Regions from separate parts of the Mus musculus genome. Here region 2 is linked to region 1. Evidence: chromatin contacts called from ENCODE Hi-C or POLR2A ChIA-PET data. All regions are on one chromosome and are shown on one strand. The core of a region is the stretch at or near the end of the contact, and the rest is flanking DNA. Distances in the headings are between cores, read along the strand shown. Region 1 holds the start of Tmsb10 (thymosin, beta 10). Region 2 holds the start of Suclg1 (succinate-CoA ligase, GDP-forming, alpha subunit).

Region 1 (4,897 bases), core at 347-2,846:
ATCTGGCCTTTGTTTTTATTTCACCTCATTCTGTTAACACCCAATAGAAAACCTCGTGTGTTTGTGTCTGAGGGATGGACCCCGACCTCGCCCAATTTCCCACATTCCTGAATGATTCTTTGCATCCTTTCCTCTCAGACTTTAACAAATCACTGCTTCTGGTGTGCGTGAAAGGTTAAGAGGGCAGAAGAAAAGGTAGGATTTGAAGAGCCGATCAAAAGCAAAGCTTAATCTTTTGGACAGCATTTTTCAAAATGGGGTTAAAATTGACATGGATCGCATTAAGGGCGAAGCAACTGAGAACCCAGGAAACCGCATGTCGAGAAGCACGTAAAACAAAAATAAAAACGATACATCCTCCTCACCCATTCTACCACGTCCCCTCCTCTCTCCCTGCGGCACAACTCACTCCCAGACCGCTCTGCCCACGCATACTCAACTAAAAAATTCAGACCACGCCAACCATGCCACGAGGTGTTTTTATTTTCATCAATCATACAAATAATTTTCTATAATATCCCAGGGCAAACCGGTGAAATTTGGCAGTCCGATTAGTGGAGGGGTCCCCTTCAGAGACCCGCGGGCCGGTGGCATCGGCTCGGAGTGCCCGGGTTTCACAGTGCAGCTTGTGGCTCGCGTCCATCTTGCAGGTGGCTCTTCCTCCACATCACGAGGGGGTCTTGGAGATGATGGGGCGGGGTGGGGTGGGGTGGGGAAATCTTCCTAGGCTTTTAGGAGATTTCACTCCTCTTTTCCTGTTCAATGGCTGCGAAGGGAGGGATGTGGTCATTGGAGCTACCTTACAGCCCCCCATACCCAACCCACAAACCTGGTGTGGGTGAGGCACCCACGAGGCCTGCGGACAGAGAAGGGGTTTGGAAGAGACAAAGTGCTTTGTGTGACTGGAAGGGTGGCTGTGGCCTTAGATTCGGGGTGGGAAGATAGTGGCCGGATGGGGGTGGGGGTGCCGGGCTGGCACAGCAGGGAAGGGAGGAGCGCTGGGGTGGGAACCCGGGGCACACTTACTCTCTTTGGTCGGCAGGGTGTTCTTCTCCTGCGTCTCGGTTTTCTTCAGCTTGGCCTTATCGAAGCTGGCGATTTCCCCCATGTCCGGCTTGTCTGCCATTTTCTTACAACTCTGATGGGCGAAACAAGGTGATAATGGGTGGCCAGGGGCTTGGGGGTGACCAGCGCGTCCTGGATCCCGCGCCTTCCGCGAACGCCTCTCAACGTGGCATTCCCAGTCCTGGGCGTTCCCGCAGCCCGGAGGCCGAGGATCCTAGACTCGTCCACCACACCCTCCCTCCGAAGCCCCAGGGCGTGGCCTGCTAGCCCCAGAAGATTCCAAACCGCCGGGTCGCCTGTTGCAACCGAAGGGGAACGCGCCCGCCAGCCATAAACTGGCCCGACCCCACCCAGGGTAGGCCCCAAGGCCGGCGCTGTGCCTTACCGTGGATTCTCCTTCCGAGCTCGCGCTCCAGGTGCTCCCACTCTCGTTGCTGCAGCAAGAGACAAAAGAGCGGCGCCCGCCCCTCGTCTTATATACACCGCGCCCCGCCCCGCCTCTCGCCCGCCGCAACGAGGGCGTGGCCAGCCCGCGCGGAGGGCGTGGCCAGCGCGCGCGGGGGCTGGGGGGCGCTCAGCATCTCCAGGCTGCCTGGGGCTCCGCCCTTCTCGGCCCGCGTTCCTAACCCGTTGCGATCCCGCGTGGAGGGTGGCAGGCACCAGCTCCCGGTGGTCTCTTTTCTTGATATATCTCCTTTTCCTAGTACCCAGGAGCCTGCTGCTCACCCCGCGGGAAGGGCGTGGGGGGGGGGGCAGCGGGGAAGGACTTGGGGTTTTGTTGAATGTATGTGTGGTGTAGGGTTGTGGGTGTGCGGGCGAGCACGCGCGCTCTGCTGCAGCCCTGCTCGCGGGAGACACCCCACCCGCGTCGCCTCAAGTCTCTTGCGTTTGCTCTCCAGAGTCTCCTTCTTTCTATTTTCTTGTGGTTGGTGCTTCTTAAAACAAGCTGTTTTCAGGCATTGTCTAAGGGCGGAGGTGGGAGCTAGGACTCCCGGGAGGGCTCCGCTGTTCCTTTTCTCAGTGGCCTTTTAGAAACACTGTACTGGAGGGTGCGGTTTTTCTCCTTCAGTTAACCTTCAATGTGGTTTTTAGAAGGAAAAAGAGGGGAAAAAGCTCCTGTGCCTGCAAACCTTGCTTTTTCTTGTTAACCCATTCCAGGAGTGGGATACTGCACTCCTGAAAAAGTTACCTCTTCAGCTCCTACAACCCCCATGGACAGTGAGTTCTATTATATCACCCAGGGCTGAAACGCCATCCATCCCCACTCCCATCCCTTTTCCTGTGTTGAATATAGAGCATATTCTACTGATAGAAGAAAAAGAGGAGAAACATTTCCTGAACGGCAAACTTCATGGTTCAGATAGACAGACAAAGAGCAAAATATCTTTGCTTGAAGTAATAACAGTTTAGTGGGGGTGGGGGTTGTAGAGAGTTGTCTCATCCACGTGGGGCTCACCCACACGGTGGCTTACAAGCATCTGTAGCTCTAGTTTTAGGAGACTTGGCATCCTCTTCTGGCCTGCTTGGGCACCAGGTATGAGTTTGGTGTGCATAAAACACTCATGCACATAAAATAAAAATAAATCTTTTAAAGAAAGTTGTTTCTTATGTAACACAATCCTGTGATTTCTGTACTAGTCTCCTTTTTAAAAAATTATTTTCTTTAGAAAGGGCGTCACCTGTTTATGTAGCCATATGTTTATGGATCTCAGTATGTAGATCAGCCTGGATTTGAACTCATAGAGATTGGCCTGTTTCTTGAATGTTAGGCCTAAAAGCCTGTGTTATCATGCCTGGCTTTGTGCTTTTTATTGCATAGTGACTGGTATTCAGGCCCCCTTTCTCTTGTTATTCTGGACCCCTCCATCTTCTATATCCAGGCAGTGGACCAGGAAAGAAAGGAGGATGAAAAGTCACACTAGAATTTAGCCTCAGATTCAGAAGTCGCTTCCATCACTTCTGTCTTCATTTCCTTGGCCTAGAATGTAGTCACATGCTCTTACCCAAAGTCCAGGAAATCTGGGAAACCGAAAGCAGGGCTGGGCAGATTGAAACAGTCTCTACTTGTTGAAGGATCTGCTAAGCTTGAACATAAAACTATCCAGACATCCAGAGATAGTATCTCTGGATTCCGTGCTGGATGCAATGCTAACCTTAAGTTAGGTTTGGACTTCCTGGGCTTCACCTTGAAGTCAGTGCATAAATGTCCAATTGTACAAGGTTGCATCCAAGGTGAACTCCAATCCCTTTTCTCTTTATTGAGGGAAGAAATCTGATTCTTCTAGGTGTAGGCATAGAGAAGAGATGCAGGATTCCCAACAAAGGATCATCAAGTCGACTTGCAGGCATTCCCTGTACTTGCTAAGTTCAGCTCAGCGGCTCCTTTCCAGAAAGAAAACACCATCAAAGGTGCTTAACAGCTGTGGCCGGTCTGGAGATATAACTGAGTTGATAGATGCTTGCCTAACATACTTGAGGCCCTTGGCTTCGTCCTCAGCATCACATACACTGAGCCAGAAACCTATAATCTTAGTTAGTGGGAGTTAGAGACAGAAGAATCAGGAGTTTAAGGCCAGCCTGAGCTACACAGTGAATTAGAGGCAAGTATGGGCTACCTGAGACCCTGTCTCAAACACTAACCAAACATAGATGAGAAAAAAACAGGTCAAAGCTAGCGGCCTCATTCAATCTAACAGGCAAGGACTTTGAAATACCCACAAGTACCTCAACCATTCTCCCACCAGTTTTTACCTCTAGGTTGGCCTTAGTGACTTTCTTCTAGTAAATGTGGCAGAGATGAACTTTTATGACTTCAGAAGCCAGGCCATAAAAGACCACATGACTGTGAGCCACTGTCCCAGAGCTTGGTGCCCCCGGGCTCTGAGAGAATCCAACATCTGGAAGGAAAGGCTGCACGTCTGCATTCCACAGAGTGCAGTGGAGACAAGCTGGCCCTGTCTAAACTGAACTTAGGAGCGAGACACACATGGCGGCTACTTGAAGTTATTACGTTTCTGAAAGTTTTGTTACAGAGCAACAAAGAAGTGGAACAGCAGAAAGCAGGAAAAAGTTAGAACCTAGGGGTGCCAGAGTTGTCCTCTGTGTCTTCCATGACACTCACACACATTTAAATCAGTATTTGCTGGGTGTATATGGAGTGTGTGGAATGTGGAGGGCAATAGTGAGACACTCGGAGTAGAGAAAGGATCCAAGCAATAGGCCTTCCGCCTGGTGTCCACTAACTGCTGGTGGTGCCACGATCGGTGACACCATTCCTGTCTGCTGCTTGGAGCAGACTATCTTATTCACTGATGGCTTCCGGTAAGCTGCCCGACTCATAAACAATCACATTTCCACTTCTGTTGAGAAGGATGAATGACAGGGAGCTGGAGAATGAATAAGTAAGGACTTCACAGGGCCTTACTTACGGTGGCTTGTAGGGAGGTGGGGGATGGGCAAGGGGACAGGGTGATGGGAGGGGCCTTTTCAGACTTGTCCGGGCTGACATTTTGTTTTATTAACTTTTATTACTTTGAGGCAGGATCTCACAATCTCAGGCTGGCCACGAACTTGGTATGTAGCTGAAGGATGGCCTGAAGCTTCTTGCTTTTGCCTCAGTAGTGCGGGGATCGCAGCATGAGACACTGCACCTCTTTGTTTGGTATTGAACCCAGGGCTTTGTACATGGCAGGCAAGTGCCCGACTGAGCTACAGCTCATAGCTTCAGTATGACATTCTCCATTTATCGGAAACTGGAGTGTGATGGTATGGACCGAATGGTAATTCCAGAAAGCCTCGGAGCTGAGGGACAGCTGCTGAGGCTTCTTGGCTA
Region 2 (4,973 bases), core at 980-3,479, 290 kb after region 1:
TCCTTGTAAGAGTTGCCTTGGTCAAAGTGTCTGTTCACAGCAGTAAAACCCTAAGTCACCATTTAGACTTCCAAACAAATTGTAATACTATGTATACTATTGAAGCTCTGTCCACAGTGAAGATTTCCCTTCACTGGTGTCTTTCAGGGTTGTCCCCAAAAGAGTTTGTAATGCTGCAGCTGTCTATTTCTGGGTGATGCCTGCATAATGTACAGAACCATCAGGGAACCAGGCCCCAGTCTTCTCTTCTCAGCCAGCTGATCATAGGGGATATACCTTGAGGCTATAGGTGTGTGTGTGGCAGCAGACAGCATTGTAATGTGAGTGGAAACCATAGGCATTTGGAGAACTTCTTCATGTAATTTGCTTGTGCCTTCAGGACCTGGTTGGGCCAGATCACATATATACCACTTCCATTTATTAATAGATTGCTACTGTGCACATCCTGCTTTATGACTGGTGGATCAGATAATTTCCAGTGCATGATGAGCAGCTTACAGAGTACCTTGAGGTTATATAGTAACTTGGTGTCCCATTGTCAAACTAAGTCCCAATAGCAGGCTAACAGCTGCCTCTTAAAGGGAGAATTGTCTACAGATGATGATGAAGCCTTTCTCTAAAATCCAAAGGTCTCTTCTGTGACTCACCTAGGGGCCTGCCAAAGGCTCCAGACAGCATCCCTGCCTGTCACTGAGATCTCAAGTACCATTGGGTCTGCTGGATCACCTGAGCCAAGTGGTAGTGTGCTTGCTTGCACAACAGTCTGGACTTCTTCAAGAGCGTTCTCTTGCTCCAGGCCCCACTTAAAGTTAGTAGCTTTCTGAGTCACTATGGACTGGAGTCACACACCCAAGTGAAGAGGGTGCTGCATCCAAAATCCAAACAGGCTCAGTAAACACCGTGCTTCTTTCCAGTGGGAGGGGCCAGACACAATAACTTTACAATAGAAGGATAGCTCTGCATGCCCCAAACCACTGCACTCCTAAGAATTTCACTGAGTTAGAAGGTTCTTGAATTTTGGTTGAATTTACGTGTTACCCATGAATTCAAACTGGCTGCTATCCACTACTCACTTGGTCCAATCAGCATAATGTTGTCAATATAGTGTACACACACACATATTTACAATCTATACTATATGTTATATATACTATGTATTACACATTTTGTTAAATAAATGAAACAAAATGCTTAATTATTAAGTAAAGATTCAGTGAAAAATTTCCTCCTTAAAACCATTGTTCGCGGGCTGGAGAGATGGCTCAGAGGTTAAGAACACTGGTTGTTCTTTCAGAGGTCCATGAGTTCAATTCCCAGCCACCACATGGTGGCTCACAACCAAGTGTAATGAGATCTGGTGCCCTCTTCTGGCTCACAGACATACTGCAGACAGAACACTGTACATAATAAGTAAATAAATAAATCTTTAAAAAAATGTTCACACTGGACCTATTTGGAAAGCACTGATATTTAACTTTACCACAAGGGCAGGATCTACAAGACAAGTACACATGAGAATGGTGCGAATTATAATGACGACCTTACTGAGCTAAAATAACTTTATTGATTATACTGATAAGGAATCTTAGGAACGCGGTTTTAGACAAGAAACGTGGTGCTTTGGCTCAAGGACTTGCTAAGGTTTTAAAAGAGTGGAGTGAATAATTTGTTCCAATTGGGCACAAATCCTATTTGATCTCGAGTTGTAGTCCTTAGGATTTTAGAAAGAGGCATAATTAGCATTAGTAAATAATTAGCATTAGTCGAAGGCAGTGCGCCAGTTTGTTTAATAAAGAGATTCCTGCTTCAGGAAACTGTCAGCTAAGGGGCTTTTTAATTTTAAGTATTTGGTCACTTTTCCTTTTTTCTTTTGCCGGCCACTAGTGCGGATAATTTCCGGAACCGTACAGGGAGGACAAGAGGAGTACAATCTTCTCTGTAACAGGTCAGAAAAAAACAAAGTGCAGGATCACGGTCTGGCACATAGCATTGCTGCCGGCGCCTCCCCTCAGCGTTTGTCACGGCTTTTCCTGGGCGCCCACGCCGGAGTTTAAATCGCTTCCAACCCCTTCCCTTTCAGCACGCTGCTTACTCGGAAAAAAAATACATTTCCCACAACACCACGCGCCGGCCGGGCCTCTCATGGGCTGTCCCACACATTGCCGTTATGTTTATGGTTACCCAAGCCCACATCTACTAAAGAACAGAGCTATTGTTTGCTTTTCAAACGTCATCCTTCTTGTTCTTTTCCACTTGTAACGTTCACTGTTTGAGAAGAGACTCCGAGGAGCGTAAGATATTCAGGCTACTCCTCTAGACACCTTTCTGCGCGAGCCTGAGCCCATGCCAAGGTCCCGGGGTCCTGAGAGTGTCATTGGGGGATGACCGCAACAGTAGTTGCTGCGGCTGCCACTGCAACCATGGTCTCCAGCAGCAGCGGCCTCGCCGCCGCCCGCCTGTTGTCGCGCACCTTCCTCCGTGAGTCGTGCCGGCCCGGCTCTGTCCTCCATGCTTGCGTAGACCTCGGGTTCCTGATTCTGGCCCCGGCGGTGTCCGGGCTCTTCCGGGCGGGCCCTCGGAAGGGGCGAGGGAGCCACCGGTCCAAACGCCAGTGGCAGACCTCGGGGGTGGAGGGGGCTTTGTCCGATGGGGTCGTGGATCGGCCGATGCACTTCGCAGGGCGCCCTGCAGACACGGCAACAATATCCTAGTTCCCTCGGTGACGGGGTGTGTGTGTGTGGAGGCGGGGGGGGGGGGGTGAGGTGGAGGTGGCCTCTGGGCTGGCCCTTACTTGGAGCCAAGGCTAAAGAGGTCCAGGATGAACTCTGCTGGGAGTGTGAGCCCCCGGGTTGAAGAGGTTGTAATTTGTCCCGAAAGATTCTGCACTTGGAGTTGACCGTTCTGTTGAAGTGGTAGGGCCAACGGAAAGGTGGTTTCTGCACCCAGAGTCAACGTGGCCCCGTAGGAGCTTGGAAGCTGACCAATGATGTGTCGCTCTTTACGAGACTCCAATGAACACCTCAGTTTCTGAGAACCAATCTCCCAGGGTTGCTATCCTGCAATGCTGACTCTTGAAAAGTAGTGCTGCGTTCAAAGTCTCTGTGTTAGGTACGATAGGAAACAGCTTGGGAACCGGTCATGTCGTTTTTGAAGTCTGGCCAATCATTCGTATGTGTATAATAGTCTTTTTTTAAAAAGTGATTTCTCGATGGATGTGGTGGCCCACACATTTAATTCCTGCATTTGGGAGGCAGAGGCAGGTATGCGGGTCTTTGTGAGTTCGAGGCCAGCCTGGTCTACAAAATGAGTCCCAAGAGAGCCACAGCTGTTACACAGAGAAACCCTGTCTTGAAAACAAAACGAAATGAAACAAACAAAAGCCTACTAAACAAACAAACAAACAAACATCTCTCAAGTAATAGCTTGGTTTGTGAAGCAGAGCATTGTCCTGCCTATCACTAACAGGAGAAATGATTGCCGATTAAAACTGTGATGAGTGATTGGTTGTCAGGTTTATCCAGATCTAGGAGATGTTAAGAAGTAATGAGTGGTTTGGTTTCATTGTGTAGAATAAGTGAGTCAGTTTACTGCTCAGAAATAGACACTCATGTAACACTCTTTTCTTTGTGACATCTTGTTTCCTCTCGCATCAGATAGTAGGTGAGACTTAGTTTCTTTCTTGGGTATCCTAAAAGTGTTCAAGGATAAGTGTGCACCCAGTAGCTGTACCTCATTGCCAGGTCATTTGAGGACAGAGGTCCGACTTGGTAACTTTGCCAAATGTGAAAGAGTTGAGTGTATTTGGGAACGTTTTCTGGAGCACCTTCTTGACTGATTAAAAGGATACCTCAATGTGCTCCAAATAGAAGGGAAGGAAGGCATTAGTTGTGCCAGTAAGTGCTGTGGCTGGTAGAGTTTGAACACTTGTGTGTTGGGTATGGCCTAAGCCAGCTTATTTGGAATCGTTTGTGGGTTAAGATGTGGAACACCAGATGTGCACATTAGCTAGTTTTCTGGAACACTCACCTATGCACCAATGTCTCTCTCTGCTGAGGTCTTTCTGGTCCAAGACCCAGCCTCCATCCAGAAGGTCTGCTGTGTTAATAGAGGTGTTTCCAGAAGAGGAATGTCTAGGTGATTTGGTTCCTTAAATTCATCCTTAGCAACCCTCACCCCACAGAACTGAACGTCTTTCATCCTAGACTGCAAGACTGAAGGCCTAGAAGAGATTTAGCTTTCTGTTGCTGGAGGCATGCTGTTAAAACTCTGAGGGATCTAAGATCTAAACTAGGATATTTTTGTATTAGTAGTATTAGTATTAAGGTTACAAGTGACTAATGTTTAAAAACCTCTTAGTTGGCAGACCTTGGAATTCTCTCACACCTGCAATATTTCCAAGCCACTGCAGTGGCCATGTTGTCTCACAAGTTAGTGCTGCTACTGTTTTCTCCTCCTTCTCTTCCTCCTCTTCTTTCTCCTCTTCCTCCTCCTCTTCCTCCTCTTCCTCCTCCTTCTCTTCTTCCTCTTCATCTTCCTCCTCTTTCTTTTCCTCTTATTCTTCCTCCTCCTCTTCCTCTTCTCCTTTTTCTTGTTACAAATTATTTAGGCTTTTAGGTTAAAATAAGATGATAGGAATCCCACCTCCACCCTGTTCTTAAATTTTAGCTGATGGCACATAATGTGTTGAGGTCCCAAGTTTTGCAGTGTTGATTTGAGTTAAAAGAGATAAAAAGACAAACAGCCCTAGGTGCTACAGGGCTCTATTGAAGGGCAACTAAGAGACTGCTAAGCTGCCCTCGACCCCTCACACACATTTAATGGCTTAGGAGAGCAAGGGACAATCTTGTTGATGTGGGGAGGATATGGAAATGAGGATGATTTTGACGAGAATATGTAAGAACTTTACAAGCATCACTGAGATTAAAATGAAGTTTGAAAAGAAACCTAAAGTTTGCTAGAGTCTTTAAAACTAT

The links. Hi-C counts contacts between places; a loop is a spot of excess contacts on that map. ChIA-PET counts read pairs that join two places held with the same protein, here RNA polymerase II (POLR2A).
Region 2: a loop to region 1 is called in a map of T-helper 17 cell, with 2.8 times the contacts of the local background. The contact joins the promoter of Suclg1 here to the promoter of Tmsb10 in region 1. A Hi-C loop is called at or near these places in 3 of 37 maps with a recorded cell type or tissue (T-helper 17 cell, adrenal gland and left cerebral cortex). POLR2A ChIA-PET finds 5 or more read pairs at or near these places in 2 of 5 experiments (both embryonic stem cell).

The regions. Positions count from the first base shown.
Region 1 is chr6:72,956,887-72,961,783 of GRCm38, forward strand. It overlaps Tmsb10 (thymosin, beta 10), which reads right to left and starts at 1,597. Exons shown (of 3, transcript NM_025284.4): 1 at 1,451-1,597; 2 at 1,027-1,138; 3 at 461-766. The coding sequence starts at 1,126. The coding sequence ends at 732.
Region 2 is chr6:73,246,276-73,251,248 of GRCm38, forward strand. It overlaps Suclg1 (succinate-CoA ligase, GDP-forming, alpha subunit), which reads left to right and starts at 2,230. Exons shown (of 9, transcript NM_019879.3): 1 at 2,230-2,478. The coding sequence starts at 2,382. Gm38834 (a long non-coding RNA gene) reads left to right here and starts at 2,488. Exons shown (of 2, transcript XR_869182.3): 1 at 2,488-3,108.